Regions from separate parts of the Homo sapiens genome. Here region 1 is linked to region 2. A link is a contact called in ENCODE Hi-C or POLR2A ChIA-PET data. All regions are on one chromosome and are shown on one strand. The core of a region is the stretch at or near the end of the contact, and the rest is flanking DNA. Distances in the headings are between cores, read along the strand shown. Region 1 has its middle 23 kb from the start of SEMA3C. Region 2 overlaps SEMA3C (semaphorin 3C).

What was found. A loop is a pair of places that touch in the nucleus more often than their neighbours do. ChIA-PET counts read pairs that join two places held with the same protein, here RNA polymerase II (POLR2A). Pooled maps may share reads with other maps.
Region 1: a loop to region 2 is called in a map of PC-9, with 13 times the contacts of the local background. The contact joins two enhancer-like sites. A Hi-C loop is called at or near these places in 3 of 168 maps with a recorded cell type or tissue (PC-9, chondrocyte and natural killer cell), 1 of 37 single-sample maps with no recorded cell type and 3 of 50 pooled maps. POLR2A ChIA-PET finds 5 or more read pairs at or near these places in 3 of 52 experiments (A549, MCF 10A and OCI-LY7).

Annotation. Positions count from the first base shown.
Region 1 is chr7:80,940,848-80,943,866 of GRCh38, forward strand. No RefSeq gene overlaps it. Among named protein-coding and RNA genes, the nearest start is that of SEMA3C, 23 kb to the left of the region's middle. Within about 2 kb of position 1,529, at least 19 of the 41 ENCODE cell types and tissues checked have a DNase peak (open chromatin) inside an H3K27ac peak, as active enhancers do; they include PC-9, where a contact is called at or near this core.
Region 2 is chr7:80,882,000-80,884,979 of GRCh38, forward strand. All of the region lies in intron 2 of SEMA3C (semaphorin 3C), which reads right to left. Among named protein-coding and RNA genes, the nearest start is that of SEMA3C, 36 kb to the right of the region's middle. RefSeq lists an enhancer at 1,298-2,497. Within about 2 kb of position 1,657, at least 9 of the 41 ENCODE cell types and tissues checked have a DNase peak (open chromatin) inside an H3K27ac peak, as active enhancers do; they include PC-9, where a contact is called at or near this core.

The sequences.
Region 1 (3,019 bases), core at 279-2,778, 59 kb after region 2:
TCACACCTTAGAGTTGCCCCAACTAGAGGCAAGAGAGCTGTTTTCATAGCATCATACACTCTTGTGTCATTGTTATAGGATAGGAGAGAGAATATACACGAAACATTTAACATCCCTCCCTCCACACACAGAAATAACAAAAAAGGATAATAAGGGATTTGTGAAGAGCTCCCATATTGCTCACCACATACTTCTCAGTTATTGTGTTATCGCCACCATGAAATTTGCCATCTGCTGTTTTCTGTTGCTGTAACTGCTCTGCTAGGTCCCAGCTAATAAATAAGGAACACTGAAGCTGAATATAAATAATGGTTCTGGGAACCAAAGTTCTGAGACAGTCTCCTTATAGACCTCTTCGGTTTTTAACCCAAAAGGAAAAAAATGCAGGGTGCTCATGTGTGTGGAAATTCATTAACACTTTAAGAGATCTCTGGATCAAAAGTAACCTCTTAGGGAATGTGCATTTCAAGGCCCTGTCTTACCCCAAACTGGAATTTTTGGCCCGAGGAAAATAGCAAATTATCTCACTTAGGGACAGCTGGTGTCCTCACGGAGGTTTAAATTTAACTTAGCAGCTAGAAGCTAGTCATCTTTAGATTCAGAAATACGAATTCATTGCAATAAGGAGTTCACCAAGGGCAGGCCGAAAGGACAAAGCAAAGACAAGTACAGTCTTATTTCAGTGCCATAAAGGAATTGTCATATGAGCCTTGACACACAAATTCCACAACTGAAGATCATGCAACTATTGCCCAATAAATTTAAACAGAGTGATTGCACTTAGCCTTAATTGTCCAGTTTCTGTTTTTGAAAAAAAGGCAATGAGTAACACAATGTTTCATAACCAGGAAAGAAGTTTTTGAATTTCTTTATATCACAGATAGTGAACACAATCTAAAAATAAATATTAAATAATCAAAATCCCAATGTAAAATATATATCTATCTGTATATATTATCACATGGAGGGAAAATTTGCACCACTAATATAAATGCTATTTATTAGGCATTGCTTTTCTATAGATTTTCATCCACTCTTTCATTCTTCTGCTCTATTCCTTGGTCACCTTCCTTCCATCTCTTTTCTTTCCCCTTTTTTCCATCTTCAATTTAGTGTTTGTTTCTTAAGAAACAAGTTTACATATTTCTTAGTTCTCTGTCAACAGAACCTTTCTCACTTTTCAACTGCAAAAATCAAGGTATTTTTCTAAAGAATCCATCAAAATAGGAGTTCTAATGTCCACTGATTAAATAATAATTCTTCGCAAGGTGCTTCAAATGCATTGACATATTTGAGAAAGCTATTGCAGACAGATAGCAAATTTATTCCCCTCTTAATATGTTAGTACTAACAAACAACTCAAGTCAGTTTGTACAATCAGATTGCTATTTAGAAGTTTCAGTTCTAACTAAAAGGCTGTTTTTCATCTTCACCAAACACTGGCTAGTCAGCAACTCCTGCCAGCATTCTCATAGCTGCCCCAGACAGCCAGTTGCAGGAACTCTGGCTGAGTCATGTCTCTGCTCAGCTACTCAGTAATGAAATATCCCTAGGGACATTCCTAAGACATGTCAGAGATGTGTTTCTAGTCTCCACCTATTTCTTTGTCGTGCCCCAAGCTGTGCCCACATTAGTGGAATTTCCAGTGCATTGCCATGCTCAGTAGGCCAAAGAGAAAAGTCTGCAGAATTGCTACTTAATATTACTTAATAAATCAGTAACAGAAGCAATGAATGGAATGGAATGCAAAATTCTTGGCTCTTAGCCTTAGATAGAACCACTTCCTTCCTATGAGCAAATAGTGGTTCATAGGTTAGCTTGGGGAGGGCTACTTCAAAGGGATAGTGTCTAAGTAGTCAATTTTGCTTGAATAAATTATGGAAAATACAGTTTTCAAGAGGAGAGGCTATGCTACTTTTTTCCCTTTTGGAATACTGGGTATATCCTAGGTAATAGAGAGTCAGTGAACAAATCTTTGCTGATGCTAATAGTTAAACAAAATGATTCAAATAGTTACTGAGCAAACATTTGCTGATTAAATAACATAATGATTCATATATGAAATGCGTTAGTTAGGTTCTACATATACTGTATCATTTCCTTTCAACCAGTATTTTCTATTTGTCCCAGAATAGCCTCCAAAAGAAAATTGCTGCTGGCAATTTAAAAAGACAACCATCTAAAAAAAAGTAACAAGTTGACCGGGCGCCGTGGCTCACGCCTGTAATCCCAGCACTTTGAGAGGCCGAGGCGGGCAGATCACGAGGTCAGGAGATCGAGACCATCCTGGCTAACGCTGTGAAACCCTGTCTCTACTAAAAAAATATAAAAAATTAGCCAGAGCGAGACTCTGTCTCAAAAAAAAAAAAAAGTAACAGACGGTAGAGGCAGTCAAATGTAGAGAACGCAGAAGCAACTCTTCTTTTAGTCCCTATTTATTAATAACCCTTTCTGGACCAAAACAAAAGAACAGTAATGGACAAATTTTCTTGCAGATTCAAGAAAACTGCTTCATATCACTATTATCTAATTATCTTCATCAAGTTGCCACACTACTGTTCTAAAATGTCTCTTTGATCCAAGCACTCCATGTGCTCCCCACTGTCAATGTCCCAATGCTACAGAATCTGCTTCCTTCCAACCTTTTACCTGCTACCCACTGGGTTGATGCTCCTGGACTCATGACCAGATCTTATCTTCACATATGGCAAACATCGCTGTTGGATAAACACTTTCTGCAGAGATTTCCTTTTGAGACATGTATCTAGGTGGCCATGGGTTGCAAAAATTGGTGAAAAAGTTAAAATCTATTTGCTCTACTAACTGTGGTCAATTGCTGATGTAATAAATAACATAATGATTCATATATGAAATGTGTTAATTAGGTTCTACAATACTGTATCATATCCTTTGAACGAATATTCTTTTTTAGTCCCAGGATAGCCTCCAAAAGAAAATTGCTGCTGGCAATTTGAAATAACAGGCATCTTAGAAAAATAACAAGTTAATAAATATAATA
Region 2 (2,980 bases), core at 407-2,906:
TAAATATCTCAAGTGAAGGAAAGATGTTGCATATAGAAGTATTTGCGCACACAAGAAGTGCCCACGTTCCTTCACTGTCCATCCACGAAGTACAAATTTTACCATCAGCATATAAAAGAACTACAATCACAGCTTATTGGTCACTATAAATGTAGCACAAATCACTACACCTCATTCTCAAAATGCCACTGACTCAATACTGTGTGGATCAGACCACTAAAATGCCTCCACACAAAATCTCAACCTCAATTAATAAAATGAGATGTTAATAATGTCTGTTTTATTGGCCTGAAATGTAACACACCTTCTGGCATTTTTATTTTCTTAGAGACTAAACCATAGCAAGGAGTTTGTGATCACTGTATAGCGCTGAGTGAAACCTCAAAATACATTCTGGAATTTGTAAGGGATGCTTTTTTTTTTTTTTTTTTTTTTTTTTTGGTATTTTCACTGTCAATTATGCCTCGTATTATTTATTTATTTGCCAAAATACGACTGTATGAAAAAAAGCTACCTCATAGAGCTCATGACACATAATAGGTATTCACTGAGCATTTGGTGATTTGTTAAGCACTCACATCAATAAAATATTTCAGCTCAACAGGCACACTAGGGGCCAGATGAGCACTGACTTTCCCCATTGAGGAGTCTCGATTACCTCATGTCTCACTTCAAACAATTTATTTTTCTTGTATGCATAGCTGGGTTCAAGAGTTCTTTCTTGTTTTAATTGGATATATTCTTTTTCTTTTCTTTTTGTAAGTCCTATAATACAGTAAAGACATCAAATAGAACCCTTTTAGAGTTATGTGGAAAACTTTTATATATAAATATTTTATTTGGACAGTTTTCACATAAAAATAGACATATGAAAATTTAAAAAAGAAAAGGTCCTGATGAGGAGGCTCCTATCAGAAAGTGACATTTACCTAAACCCTCTTATATAACAACAACAACAACAACAACAACAAACTAAAGGTAAATACACCTGAAAGATACAAAAGAGGATGCCATGAGATACACCTGAATCTCTGAGGAAACACGTTCTCTCTCTTTCATTAGGTAAATTGCTTTGAATGACTTCTTTCATGTTTTACTGTTATATACCTTTATATTTTATCTCTCAAGCATTTGTTAATACGCCACAAGCTATCCTATATGTGCTTTTTTTATACTTAGCAATGAACACAAAATGCATTCATTAACAAATAATTATACCAAATCAACAGCCTCCTTCTAAAATTAAAGGAAAGGGGTCTGAAAATGTTGCTTGTGACTAAGCAGGTTACGTCACACATGGAATTTAGATTCTGTTCCAAATCTGAGGACAGAAGCACACACCTTAGCAGGACCCCTTATTCCAATCACAAAAAGCAGAACCAGTCCCAGGAGTGTCTGTGTTTGAACTGTGCTTGATCTGGGATACTTTCAAACTGAATCAGAGGTAACTCATCTGAATTATCAAACAAAACTAATTATATAATCATAATCTCCTAAGATAAAAGTATGGGTTTTCCCTTAATACATGAACTTTTAAGATCAGGCCTCTTACTTCCCCAGTTGGATTTTTGCATACTCAGACATAAGGTCACCACCCTGTCTTTGGAATGACATTTTGTGTTTTTGTCCTATGACTCACCCATGCTTCTTGCTGTTCCTTCCATTCTGGACACAAATGAAGGCTCACAATTTGCCCTAAGGCATGTTTCAAAAGCAGCTTTACAGTGATTCACTGCCCTTTGGTCCTTCAGAGTATCAAAGCACATCTTTAAATCATGAGCAAAAAAAATGAGCACATCTTTAAATCATGAGACTTCAACAAAATGCAGTCATACCATTAATTAACTCATAATTCACAAGAATCATTGCTCAACTTTCATTTTTACTTAGCAGTCATTACTTCCCACAAGAAATGTTTTTAAGAGTCTGAACTAAGAGTGAGGCACTGTGATAAATCCAAGAGGTCGTTTCCTAACATCTAGGGTTTAAGTCACTGTCATGGCCACTTTATGAGCAGAAATTCCATTTTGGCAAAAATACTTGTTAACATGGTACATTTTCTTTGAATTGCATTAGTTTTGAATTTTAATTCTAATCTATTAATAAGCTCATTTTCATTTTATTGTTATAAAAAAAGTGAAAGCCCAAGAAATTTACCCGATTTTATATGCAGACAGATGTAAATGAAATCTCATACAATCAACTTGTTTCTCCTAAAAGATGTGAAATATTTAAGACATAACTATCCATCTGAATTTCCACATTTTATAGGTAATCTCAAAATTGAGATTAGTCCAAAATCATGAGTCTCTTAGTGAAAGCATCAAGAACAAGTTTCTTGACTCTAACATAGAGGACTTTTAACTACATTGTCTCTTCCTAACCGCTACAAAAATGTGAGACCCTCATAACTAACTTATCAAACATTAGATACTCTGTAAATATATCCGATTTTTTTAAAAGACTCCTATGATTCAAAAGGATGAATAAATTAATGAAACTTTTTACAGACTTCTGTATTGACAATTCTGTAGTGAAGATAAGTAGCAAATATTTTCCATCAGTCTAAACAGAAGAGGCAAGCAGAGGGAAACTTCAGCTTTTGAGGGAAAGTGTTGATGCGAGAATGTAAGCAGTTCACTCTCATACAAACAACGGCTTTGTCTGCCATGGAAGCTAGTGCAAGGTAACCAAGATGTAAACTCTAAACACATGTTCAGCAGAAATAGTAAAGTGACTGTTTCTTTGTAGAAGAATTTCTTTATGTGTTTATTACTGCTTTGATGTACACCATAAATTTCTGCTTAAAGGTCACAAGATTGTGATAACAAATCAAAAACCAGGTTGTGATAATATGTTGACGGTGTAGGAACACTGTGTAAAGAACTGGAGAATAATAAACATTAAGGCCAGTACCGGCATTTTAAAAATACAGATTAGATGCTCTTAAAAAATCTTCTAAAAATATTTGGTTCCCACA